Regions from separate parts of the Homo sapiens genome. Here all the other regions are linked to region 3. The links are chromatin contacts, found by Hi-C or POLR2A ChIA-PET in ENCODE. All regions are on one chromosome and are shown on one strand. Each heading gives the region's core, a stretch centred on a gene start or an enhancer-like site at or near the end of the contact. The rest is flanking DNA. Distances are from core to core; before and after follow the strand shown. Region 1 overlaps LOC124900693 (a long non-coding RNA gene). Region 2 overlaps TBC1D1 (TBC1 domain family member 1). Region 3 has its middle 60 kb from the start of LINC02513.

Evidence for each region. Hi-C counts contacts between places; a loop is a spot of excess contacts on that map. ChIA-PET counts read pairs that join two places held with the same protein, here RNA polymerase II (POLR2A). Pooled maps may share reads with other maps.
Region 1: a map of naive thymus-derived CD4-positive, alpha-beta T cell shows a loop between it and region 3 (11-fold over the local background). The contact joins two enhancer-like sites. A Hi-C loop is called at or near these places in 28 of 168 maps with a recorded cell type or tissue (CD4-positive, alpha-beta T cell, CD4-positive, alpha-beta memory T cell, CD8-positive, alpha-beta T cell and 20 more), 34 of 37 single-sample maps with no recorded cell type and 29 of 50 pooled maps. POLR2A ChIA-PET finds 5 or more read pairs at or near these places in 7 of 52 experiments (CD4-positive, alpha-beta T cell, CD4-positive, alpha-beta memory T cell, MCF 10A and 3 more).
Region 2: a pooled map shows a loop between it and region 3 (4-fold over the local background). The contact joins two enhancer-like sites. A Hi-C loop is called at or near these places in 2 of 168 maps with a recorded cell type or tissue (endothelial cell of hepatic sinusoid and pancreas) and 6 of 50 pooled maps. POLR2A ChIA-PET finds 5 or more read pairs at or near these places in 1 of 52 experiments (activated CD4-positive, alpha-beta memory T cell).

The regions. Positions count from the first base shown.
Region 1 is chr4:38,160,050-38,163,776 of GRCh38, forward strand. LOC124900693 (a long non-coding RNA gene) reads left to right here. Exons shown (of 2, transcript XR_007058099.1): 2 at 1-1,497. Among named protein-coding and RNA genes, the nearest start is that of PTTG2, 200 kb to the left of the region's middle. RefSeq lists an enhancer at 798-1,299. Within about 2 kb of position 2,347, at least 16 of the 41 ENCODE cell types and tissues checked have a DNase peak (open chromatin) inside an H3K27ac peak, as active enhancers do.
Region 2 is chr4:38,089,268-38,093,060 of GRCh38, forward strand. TBC1D1 (TBC1 domain family member 1) reads left to right here. Exons shown (of 22, transcript NM_001396959.1): 15 at 665-850. Among named protein-coding and RNA genes, the nearest start is that of PTTG2, 130 kb to the left of the region's middle. Within about 2 kb of position 2,509, at least 2 of the 41 ENCODE cell types and tissues checked have a DNase peak (open chromatin) inside an H3K27ac peak, as active enhancers do.
Region 3 is chr4:38,304,871-38,308,672 of GRCh38, forward strand. No RefSeq gene overlaps it. Among named protein-coding and RNA genes, the nearest start is that of LINC02513, 60 kb to the right of the region's middle. RefSeq lists an enhancer at 3,227-3,396. Within about 2 kb of position 1,706, at least 3 of the 41 ENCODE cell types and tissues checked have a DNase peak (open chromatin) inside an H3K27ac peak, as active enhancers do.

The DNA of each region.
Region 1 (3,727 bases), core at 1,097-3,596, 140 kb before region 3:
TTTTTTTTTTTTTTTTTTTGAGATGGAGTCTCGCTCTGTCGCCCAGGCTGGAGTGCAATGACGCGATCTCGGCTCACTGCAACCTCCACCTCCCAGGTTCAAGTGACTCTCTCGTCTCAGCCTCCCAAGTAGCTGGGACTATAGGTGCCCGCCACCATGCCTAGCTAATTTTTGTGTTTTTAGTAGAGACAGGGTTTCACCATGTTAGCCAGGCTGGTCTCCAACTCCTGACCTCAGGTGATCCGCCCACCTCGGCCTCCCAAAGTGCTGGGATTACAGGCGTGAGCCACCGTGCCTGGCTGAGACATTTTTAAAACACAAGTATTACCATGATACCATGTTTAGAACTCTTCTCAAGCTCTGCTCTGCACATAAGGTGGTCCAAATTCCTATGCAGAGCACATGAGATTTCATCATCTCATCCCTACTTTTCCGAGCTCCTCTTTAGACATTTCCTCTTGCAATCTCTTCTCCAGTCATTGTGAACCATTCACAGTTCCCTAAACCCAGGAAACAGTTTCATGCCTTGTGCTTGTAGCAGAGACATTTATTACTCATGGAATAGCCATGTGTTCCTGTACATTTTGCAACTCCGGGAGGCATGTGATTAGTTCTGGCCAATGGGCTGTGGATGAAAATTTTATGTGTCACCTCTGAGCTGAAGCATTGAAGAGCCAGTGTGCTAAATTCCAGCTTTTTTTGTTTTCCTGCAATGCCAGCTTACAAACCACATGTTCCAGGTGGTACAGCTGGACCCTCTAGCTTGGGTCCCCAAGTGACTGTGTGGAGCAGGGCCCTGCTCCTTACTCCTCCTGTCCAGCTGACCTGATTAGGCAGGTGACCTGAGTGAGAAATAAACTTCAGCTATCTTCAGCTACGAAGGCTTCAGGGTCATATTATTACCAAAGCATAACCTAGGCTTTCCTGACTCATGCTTTTGTACAAGCTCTTCCCTTTGCCTAACATGACCCCCTTCAGCTGCCTGGGAAAGTCTTACTGATCATTCCAGCCCCATTGATCTTCTCTTCTGTGAAACCTGATCTGAGTCATTGCAAAAGAAAGCTAACTACTTCCTCCTGTGCTCCCATGGCAACTTGTAAACAATGCTGACATCATCCTCATCGCTGGTTATCATAACAATTTAATATCCATCAATTCATATGGTACTAGATCATGGGTGCATTGAGGGCAGGGACTGTGTGTCCATCCAGCTATCAAATTTGTATCTCCAGCACCCCACAGAAGGATTTGCATACAGACGATACCCAATCCAATGAATGATGAATGAATAAAAAACTGACTAAATGTAATCTGTACAGAATAGGCTTTTGGCTGAGCATGATGGGGGAGGTCTGGGTCATACAGTGAAAACACTGTATGGGACTCTATAGTTTGCAGACATTAGAAGACAATAATTGCCATTTTGAGCTTATGTTGAATTCATATTGGCCTGTATAATGTGTATTACTATAGAAAATAAAACTTTCATACATACAATCAGGAAGGTGATTCTTCAAAGAGTGTCTAAAAATTAATTATGACTCATGAGTGAGTGCACGAGAGTGGAATCAATGTGGGTCCTGTTAGTGGAGAGTGTTTATTTAGGAAACAACACTGCACATGTGTAACAGCCAGAATGACGATTAAGATCACGTGTAACTGGCACATTACAAAAAGGTGGAAAGGACACTGTGAACAAAATGCAACTCTATCTATCATCTGTCTACCTATCTATCATCTCTCGATTTATCTACCTACCTATCATCTATCAATCTATTATCTATCATCTATTAGCTATTATCTATCTATCTTCTGTCTATCATCTATCTATCATCTACCTATTATCTATCATCTATCTACTATCTATCATCTATCTACCTATCATCTGTCTATTATCTATCTATCTATCAATCTATCTATTATCTATCTATCATCTATCTATCTATCTATCTATCTATCAATCATCTATCTATCTTCTATCATCACCTATAAATCCCATGACAGCAGTAGGGGCAGATCTAAGTTTTGTGGGGCCTCTCATTGCCTCTTTAAATTAATTCTATTGGGTAGGGGCAGCATTCCTCTACCCCTGCTGATGACTTGGGTAGACCAGAGATCTCAAGGTCACATTCAGACAATAAAATATCCTTTGAATTGCACAAAATGGCCTCCATTCAGATTTTAGCATTCCAAGTTGCAGATAATAGTTAAAACTTCAGAAACAATTTAGCTTTAAATCTTCTTTCCTTCCCTGGCTGGGACCTGTCTCACCCAGGAAGTCTGCCCTGGGAAGGGGTCATGGCCCTCTTCCTTTCCCCTCCCTCTGCTCACCTCCTTCCCTTTGTTTGCTGCTATTTCCCTCCATTCCTGGAATGAAGCCCAGAAAGGGGAGAGGTATGAGGATGAAACAGCTCTCATGTGGCTGGGCAGCCTAAGGCTTTTGGGCCGGACAGCTGGCCTCCCTGGAGCAGCCTGGCTGATGATTAAAGCTGACCCTGCCATGAGCTCCACAAAGGCCTCCAGCTGGGCTGCTCTCGCCTGTGGTTCCATTGACCCAGGCTGAAGCACCTCTGTCCCTTCAGGTGGTCTCATGTGATTCTTTCCCCAGCTCCTGGGATTCTGGAGGTGCCACGTCCAGTCCCTCTGCTGAGGTCTTCAGTCCATGCCTTTAAGCCCCAAGACCACCCCACACTACCCCACACCTGCTTCTTTTCCCACGGGGCCCTCATCTGGTCTTGGGACATGCTGCTTGCTCTGCCACAATAGTATCCATCGGTTAAAATATTTTGGCGCTGTCCTATGTCCTTTGCATTTATTACCTAATTAATAATGCTCACAACCAAGTAGGTACATTTGGCAGGCTGTATCCATGGGTATTTCCTGTAAAATTTCTGTCCCTGGTTTTGCCATCATGAAACACTGTGTGCACATTTCATTTGTCATTGATTTTGGCTGCAGAAACAGGAATCAGGAGATTGAGGCTTTATCTTGGCTTGACCATGAACTCACTGTAAAGCTTACGGCAAGTCAGCCATATCTCTGGGCCTCAGTTTCCACAGCAATAAAATAGGGAAGTGGAATGGATTCATCCTTACAAGGTTCCTTTTCTTTTCTTTTTTTTTTTCTTTTGAGACAGAGTCTCGCACTATCGCCTGAACTGGAGTGCAGTGGTGCAATCTTGGCTCACTGCAACCTGTGCCTCTCAGGTTCAAGCGAGTCTCCTGCCTCAGCCTTCCAAGTAGTTGGACTACAGGTGCACCACCACACCCAGCTAATATTTGTATTTTTAGTAGAGATAGGATTTCAGCATGTTGGCCAGGCTGGTCTCAAACTCCTGACCTTGTGATTCACCTGTCTCGGCCTCCCAAGGTGCTGTGATTACAGGTGTGAGCCATGGTGCCCAGCCCCAAGGTTCCTTTTCACAGTAAAAGTCCATGATTTAAGAAATAATTCTAGGATAAAGAAATGCGTGTAGGCTTGGGGATAGGAGGGGAAAGGCTAGTTAGGATGTGGGGTTCAAGGATTTAAGTAATCCTTAAAGGTCCTAAGCATCCTTCAATATTGAACAAACTTAAATATGGATCTAAAATGCCTTGGAATCTAGGGCTTTGTCAATTGCTTCTTTCACAACTCTAATGAGAAATCTCATTAAAAAGAGAGGTTTCAGTCCATGGTTTTGAGAAACTTAAAAACATTTGTCTGCCTGACTCATTAACTCCACTACCAG
Region 2 (3,793 bases), core at 1,259-3,758, 210 kb before region 3:
TCTACCTATATAAAATGCCCAGCGCAGTGCCCAGCACGTGGTAGAAGGTCTGCTAGTGGTTACTGTTACTGCTGGCTATTAAATACATTTTAATCTTCCTTCAGAATACCTGGCCAGATAGCACAGTGGTTAAGAATGCACATGAAAGCCAGACTGTTGGGTTCCAGTCCTGGCTCGACTCCTTCCTAGCTATGTGACATTAGGCAACTTACATAAACTCCTTGTTCCTCAGTTTGCATTTCTTTAAAACTGCATAGTTATCATACCCATGTCTTAGAGTTTTGTGAGTGTAAATTATTGTATATAAAGCTCTGAGAACAGTTTGGTACACAGTAGGCACTGTATGAACATTTTCTGTAATTATCAATAATATAATTATTAAATAACATTTTCAGAAGGAGATAAAAATATTACACCTTAAAAAGCAGGTATCTTTAAATTCTTCCTCAGCTACTGAAGTTTTGCTTACTATTTGACATATCATTTGTTTCACGTTTGTGGCTCAGACGTGGCTTATGCCAATGCATATTAACACAGGAATTTTAAATTTGGTGATATTATTATATTTTATCTGAATGAACAGAATTTGCTGATTTGACACTGTGTTTGAATGTGCATTTTTTGTTGAAAAATGACAATTCTGGAATGCCGTCTCCCTTTCCAGATTATTCAGAGCTGGGAGAGCTTCCCCCACGATCTCCTTTAGAACCAGTTTGTGAAGATGGGCCCTTTGGCCCCCCACCAGAGGAAAAGAAAAGGACATCTCGTGAGCTCCGAGAGCTGTGGCAAAAGGCTATTCTTCAACAGATACTGCTGCTTAGAATGGAGAAGGAAAATCAGAAGCTCCAAGGTTGGTTTGCCATCTTGATATTGAACAGGCCTGGTCTTATCTTGGCTCTGAAGTTAATCACATCAGACATAAGCATGCTGTCTTAAAAATACAGCAGCACGATAGTCTAATGTATACATCTATCTATATCTGTTTACTTTTTCAGAGTAATATTAACACTGTTTACTTTCTGGTGATCTAATGATAGTTTCACCAACAATATTCATTATTCCTCTATGGTCACTGTTAGTACAGTGTTTAGAACTTCTGAGATCCAAGCTTTAAATCTAAGCTCTAACACGCTGAAAGGTGCTTTTCATTTTGTTTTGTTTTCCCCTCTGTCTCTCTCTCTCTCTACTTTATCCTCAGCCATGGTCTGTGCCTGTGTGTTAGGTATGAACTTTTCTTGTGTAAGTCATTAACATACGTAACTTCACTCTGTGTGCTTTTTCAGTGATTTGCAAGTAATCTGAAAAAAAAGAATTAGCTGAGTTCTACCTGTACTGATATCAATAGTGTCAAAATATGACATGAACTTTGAAAGTTTAGATTTTGTTCATTTCCTGTTTCCATGCTGACACTGGAACCAATTAATGTTATCTTCAAAGTAGCTTAAGATGCAAAGTTTACATACTCTTTGGAAAGAGCATGAGTCTTAGGGTATCTAGAGAACTGCCCGGTGATAAAGTAGTGAAGATTTTGAGCAGGAAGTCTGCATAATCTCTTTCAAAGGGAAGATGTAGCAGATGGTTCAGTCACCCTGCCATTGCCCCAGAACAATTTTGGAATTACAGTACATTTCATTCAGCATCATTCTTGATTGCAAATTTTGATCTTTTAAAATGACCTTGATGCTTGTATAGAGCTAAAAAGTCATTAAGACACCAACTCTGAGGAATAAGCTCCTGAGAATGTGTTGCATCTGTGAGTTTCAGTTGCATAGCTAGTGTCATAGCGAGTGGATAGACGTTCTCTGTGCATGTCCCTACAATGCTTGTGAGTTATGACAACACTGTGTACGAGCAACATAGTTTCTGCAGTTGAAAAGTACGAATTCATAGAATGTAAAGAGATAGTGTCTATATCTTTTGACTGAAAACAGAAAATGAGATATAAAGGAATAAGACCTTTCGACATGAAAGTAACCCCACAGTTGGAATAGGCTAGTAAGCTTTCCAACATGCAGTTTTGAAGCTGAGAAAGACGGGTCCTCTCATCAGGGTGCTGTGGAAGATGATAGCACACTGGGGGGCGTTTAGAGCAGGTGAGTGCTGTTTTCTTCCAACCCAGTTTTTCTGCCACTTTCTTATGTTTTTGTGAAGGTAATTTTAAAAGCAGATGTCTAAAAGATGTTTGGTAGTGATGGCATTACTGCATGTGTCATCAGTTAAATGACAGCTCGGGAGCACAGCAGTTATGTTCGTGTGTATCTTGGGATTTTTGTTGAAGAGGAAAAAGGCAGTTATGTTCATCATGTAGGTCAAACTTTAATGCCAATACTGGCCAATATTCTTGCAAATGACAGCCATGTAAAATCAGGGCATAGCTATAAAATGGGAACGGTGCTCACAGCTGGCTTCTTTGTGGTGAGGACAGCTATAATTGGTGAGGCAAAACCAGTGTGCCACAAAAGCAGAATACATTCTGCTGTGCAAGCAATGACCAGACAGACTAGAATGAAAAGGCAAGAGTTTCCTAAGGTTACCTGGAACCCCTTGCCAGGTGTTGCATTAAGTTTACTGGCCCTTGCCAACATTCTTCTAATGCTTCCTCATTTCATCTGGCTTCTTGGCAGTGTTCAGTTTTTGTGGTCTTTTATTTTTACTGTTTGACTTCATTTCTCTTCTTAGCTCTGTAAAGTTCCACATGTGTTTATCTTTGTGGTGAAAACACAATAAACTTGCTTAATATAATGTTGGAAGTATTAATCCATTGTATTAGTGTGTACAGGACCTGGATTGCTGATAAAAAAATAACTAGCAATAACAGCCTGATTGCTTAAAAATATTTAGTAAGTTTTGTCGGGGTGGATTGGGGCAGGGCAGAACTTTTACATTAAATATAGATGCAAGATTTGATAAGAATCAGCCAGAGTGTACAGTAAGTATTCACTTAATGTTGCCAATAGGTTCATGGAAACTGCGAATTTAAGCAAAATGATGTATAATGAAACAAATTTTACTAAGGGTTTATTGATAAAAACAAGAGTTAAGTTCCTATGGCATATTTCTGGGCACAAAAACATCACCAAACTTCTAAATAAAGACCCAAGACACTTCTAATATTAAATATTGATGTAAACGTGAGATATGCAAACATTTAAGCAAGATTAATACAAATATGATAATTATTGGCTTGGCACAGTGGCTCACTCCTGTAATCCCAGCACTTTGGGAGGCTGAGACAGGGAGATCACCTGAGGTCAGGGGTTCGAGACCAGCCTGGCCAATGTGGTGAAACCCTGTCTCTACTATAATTACAAAAAAAAATTAGCCAGGTGTGGTTGTGCACACCTGTAATCCCAGCTACTTGGAAGAGTGAGGCAGGAGAATCGCTTGAACCCAGGAGACGAAGGTTGCAGTGAGCCAAGATGGTGCCACTGCACTCCAGCCTGGGCAACACAGTGAGACTCCATCTTAAAAAAAAAAAAAAAAAGAAAGAAGTAATTATTTTTCCACTTATTCCACTTCAGGGTCTCAGGGGGCCAGAACCTATCCCTACAGCTTGGGATGCAAGGCAGGAACCAGCCCTGGACCGAATGCCATTCCATCTTGGGGTGACTCACACACACACTCAGACTGGGACCATGTAGACATACTGATTAACCTAATGTGCACATCTTTGAGATGTGGGAGGAAACTGGAGCACTTGGAGAAAACCCACACAGACATGAAGAGAACACAAACTCCACACAGATAATGGCCCCGGGCTAAGAATCCATTTTTTTCTTGTCAACATTATAAG
Region 3 (3,802 bases), core at 456-2,955:
CCATCAGTGCTCTGTGTCTAGCTAATCCAGTGGGGACTTGGAGAACTTTTGTGTCTAGCTCAGGGATTGTAAATGCACCAATCAGTACCCTGTCAAAACAGACCAATCAGCTCTCTGTAAAATGGACCAATCAGCAGGATGTGGGTAGGCCCAGATAAGAGAATAAAAGCAGGCTGCCCAAGCCAGCAGTGGCAACCCACTCGGGTCCCCTTCCACACTGTGGAAGCTTTGTTCTTTCGCTCTTTGCAATAAATCTTGCTGCTGTTCACTCTTTGGGTCCGCATTGCCTTTATGAGCTGTAACACTCACTGCGAAGGTCTGCAGCTTCACTCCTGAGGCCAGTGAGACCAGGAACCCACCGGGAGGAATGAACAACTCTGGACGGGAGGAATGAACAACTCCAGAGGTGCTGCCTTAAGCGCTGTAACACTCACTGCGAAGGTCTGCAGCTTCACTCCTGAAGCCAGCAAGACCACAAACCCACCAGAAGGAAGAAACTCCGAACATGTCCGAACATCAGAATGAACAAACTCTGGACACACCATCTTTAAGAACTGTAACACTCACCGCGAGGGTCCATGGCTTCATTCTTGAAGTCAGTGAGACCAAGAACCCACCAATTCCGGACGCAAATGTACTAGTATGAGGGACATCATTACATTTAAGGAGCCTGGGAACACGGTTCTCAGGCTTTCGGTTTGGTTGTTCTGCACAATTTTTTTTTTTTTTTTGAGACAGAGTCTCACTCTGTCACCCAGGCTGGAGTGCAGTGGCACGATCTTGGCTCACTGCAAGCTCTGCCTCCCAGGTTCACACCATTCTCCTGCCTCAGCCTCCCAAGTAGCTGGGACTACAGGCACCTGACACCGCACTCAGCTAATCTGGTTTTTGTATTTTTATTAGAGATGGGGTTTCACCGTGTTAGCCAGGTTGGTCTTGATCTCCTGACCTCATGATCCACCCGCCTCGGCCTCCCAAAGTGCTGGGATTACAGGCGTGAGCCACCACCCCTGGCCTCTTCTGCACAATTTTTTAAGTGGGGGGACTCTTTTGAAAGGACTTCAGGCTGAGACTTCTGAAAGCATGTAGTGAAGGGCTGAGGGACAAGACCAGAAGGTGGGGCCTAGCCAAGGCTTTGTACTCGCATTCTTACACTCTCCTGCCATTGTCCCTGTGATGAAATGAGCTTCATACATATAGTTTGCTTGAAAATACACCTCATGGGCCAGGTGCAGTGGCTCATGCCTGTAATACCAACACTCAAGCCTTTGGAAGGCTGAGGCAGGTGGATCACTTTGAGGTCAGGAGTTCGAGACCAGCCTGGGCAACATGGTGAAACCCTGTCTCTACTAAAAACACAAAAATTAGCCAGACATGGTGGCACATTCCTATAATCCCAGCTACTTGGGAGTCTGAGGCAGGAGAATCGCTGGAACCCAGGAGGTGGAGGTTGCAGCGAGCCGAGATCACACCACTGCATTCCAGCCTGGGCGACAGAGTGAGACTCCATCTCAAAAAATGTTAAAAAGAAAAGAAAAAACACCCCATGAAGTGTCCTATGATCAAATTTCTGAGACAGAGGAGAGATATGGCATGCTCCATTGTGATTAAAAAAAACGTGGCTTGTAACCTTGGCTTCTCCATCTGTCAAGTGATGACAATCAATGCAGCAATAACTGCACACCTCTCTCACTTCCTCTCTCTTGATCAAGGAAGACTGTGAGAATTAAGAGTTGATCAGAAAGCAAAGTAACAATGATATGTTACAGAGGAGTGAGCTTGCAATGAGATCTGTGAAATTTGGCAAAGCACAGGAAGTGTCCAATTCAGCTAGATTGGATTGGTGCTAAGGCAGTTTGAGCTTGAGGTTGTCCAGAATCCTTTCTGCTAACGAATGCCAACTACAAGGGGAATCCCTGCCTCACCGTTTGCATATAGATTTAGGAGGAAATGCAGATTTGCTCATTTGGTTTCTGTGCAATTTTAGAGTCAAAATGAAACTAGAATGTGAATATTAGAGTATGTGAACCTTCTTAGTATAAAGCTGGATTCCCCTCTGACTTCTGTAGCATTTAGGAAATTGTGCCTTATAATAGCAGCAATCAATAATACATTGTCCTTTCATCAAGTAACAACAATGACTGCTGATGCTCAGATCCTAGTGTTCTGTAGAATCTAGCAACCCATTGTTTGGATACAAGGGTGCATGAATTAACAATATTCACTGCTCATTTTCTTTGTGTTTGCATTCTAGTCTTCTGGAAATGGATTTACTAAAAAAATACTTTCCAAAAAATGAAGTGTTGATTTTTTTTCTTTGTCAGGTAAGAGCCATAATACATGTTCATCATTTTTAAAAAATTGGAATAGGGCCGGGTGCAGTGGCTCGCGCCTGTAATCTCAGCTCTCTGGGAGGCCTGGGCAACATGGAGAGACTGTCTCTACAAAAAATTTAGAAATCAAGTGGGTGTTGTGGCAGGCACCTGTAGTCCCAGCTACTTGGGAGGCTGAGGCAGGAGGATCTCTTGAGCCCAGGAGTTTGAGGTTGCAATGAGCCATGATTGCATCACTGCACTCCAGCCTCGGTGACAGAGAAAGACCCTGCCAGAAAAAAAAAAAAAAAAAAGATGAGAAGGAAGACTATGCAACCCAAACACAATCATTGTTGACTTGTATACAATAGAGTCCCTTAACTCATCTCCACTTAAGGAAACCACTAGATTAATGGATACAACCTCTATTCTATCTGCAAAGTCCTCAGTAGGCTCAAGATGTGACACTGGCATTCTCACAGTGCATCTAAACACATCTCCCACCAGTTGCATGGTCTACTTACCAGGAGTCAGTTTTGTTTGTTCCCAGATGTGTTTATAAAGTTTGCAGTGAAAAAAATATGTAATTAGGAATTATGTAAATGGATGAAAATATAGCAAAGAACATTCTCCCCACCATCACCAAATGCTGTCAGATTAGGTATGGACATGCAACTATAAAAGATTGAGAACAAATCATTAAAATCTAGAAGATTTGTCCTCAGATTGCTTCAAGAGTATCTTTAAGTTCTTGCTACATTCTAAAGAAACTAGAAAATTGTAGTTGATGCATTAAGGATGTGAGACTGAATTGTTAGGTATGAAATACAAAATGAGCGAAGATGCTCCCAAAAACAAAATAACGAAACAAAAATAAAAACCCAACAACAATAAAACTGTAAATCCATGCAATGTTTAATATGTGCCGTGGACTGTTCCAGGCCCTGGAGAAATATTATTCATTTTATTGTCATAAATAATATTGTCATAATTACTCTATGAAGTAGAAAGTAAGTGGTATTGTTATCCCATTTTACAAAGGAGGAAACTGAGGTGCAGCAACATGAAGTTTCTTACCCTGGATTACCCAGCTGGTAAGTAATAGAGCAGACATTTAAACACAGGCAACCTGGTCCTTAGTCCATGACTTCAGCCATTGCCTTATACTAGCCTTTGATTCTACAGCAATCTTTTAAATTTTTGAGTAAAAACTCAATTGATATATGTTTGTATCTTTAAAAACAAATTATTTTGGAAATCCTGAAGCCTGTATAAAAGTAGAGAGGAGAGCGTGATGAGACCCCACTTACCCACTACTCAACCTCAGCAATTATCAACTCATGGCCAATCTTTTATTGTATCTCTCCTCATTCACCTCCTCCTGGCTCTTGAAATATATTAAAACAAATATAAGAAATCATATATTCTCATCCATAAATATTCCAGAATGCATCTCTAAAAGACAAGGACTTCTTTTTATTACACTTGAT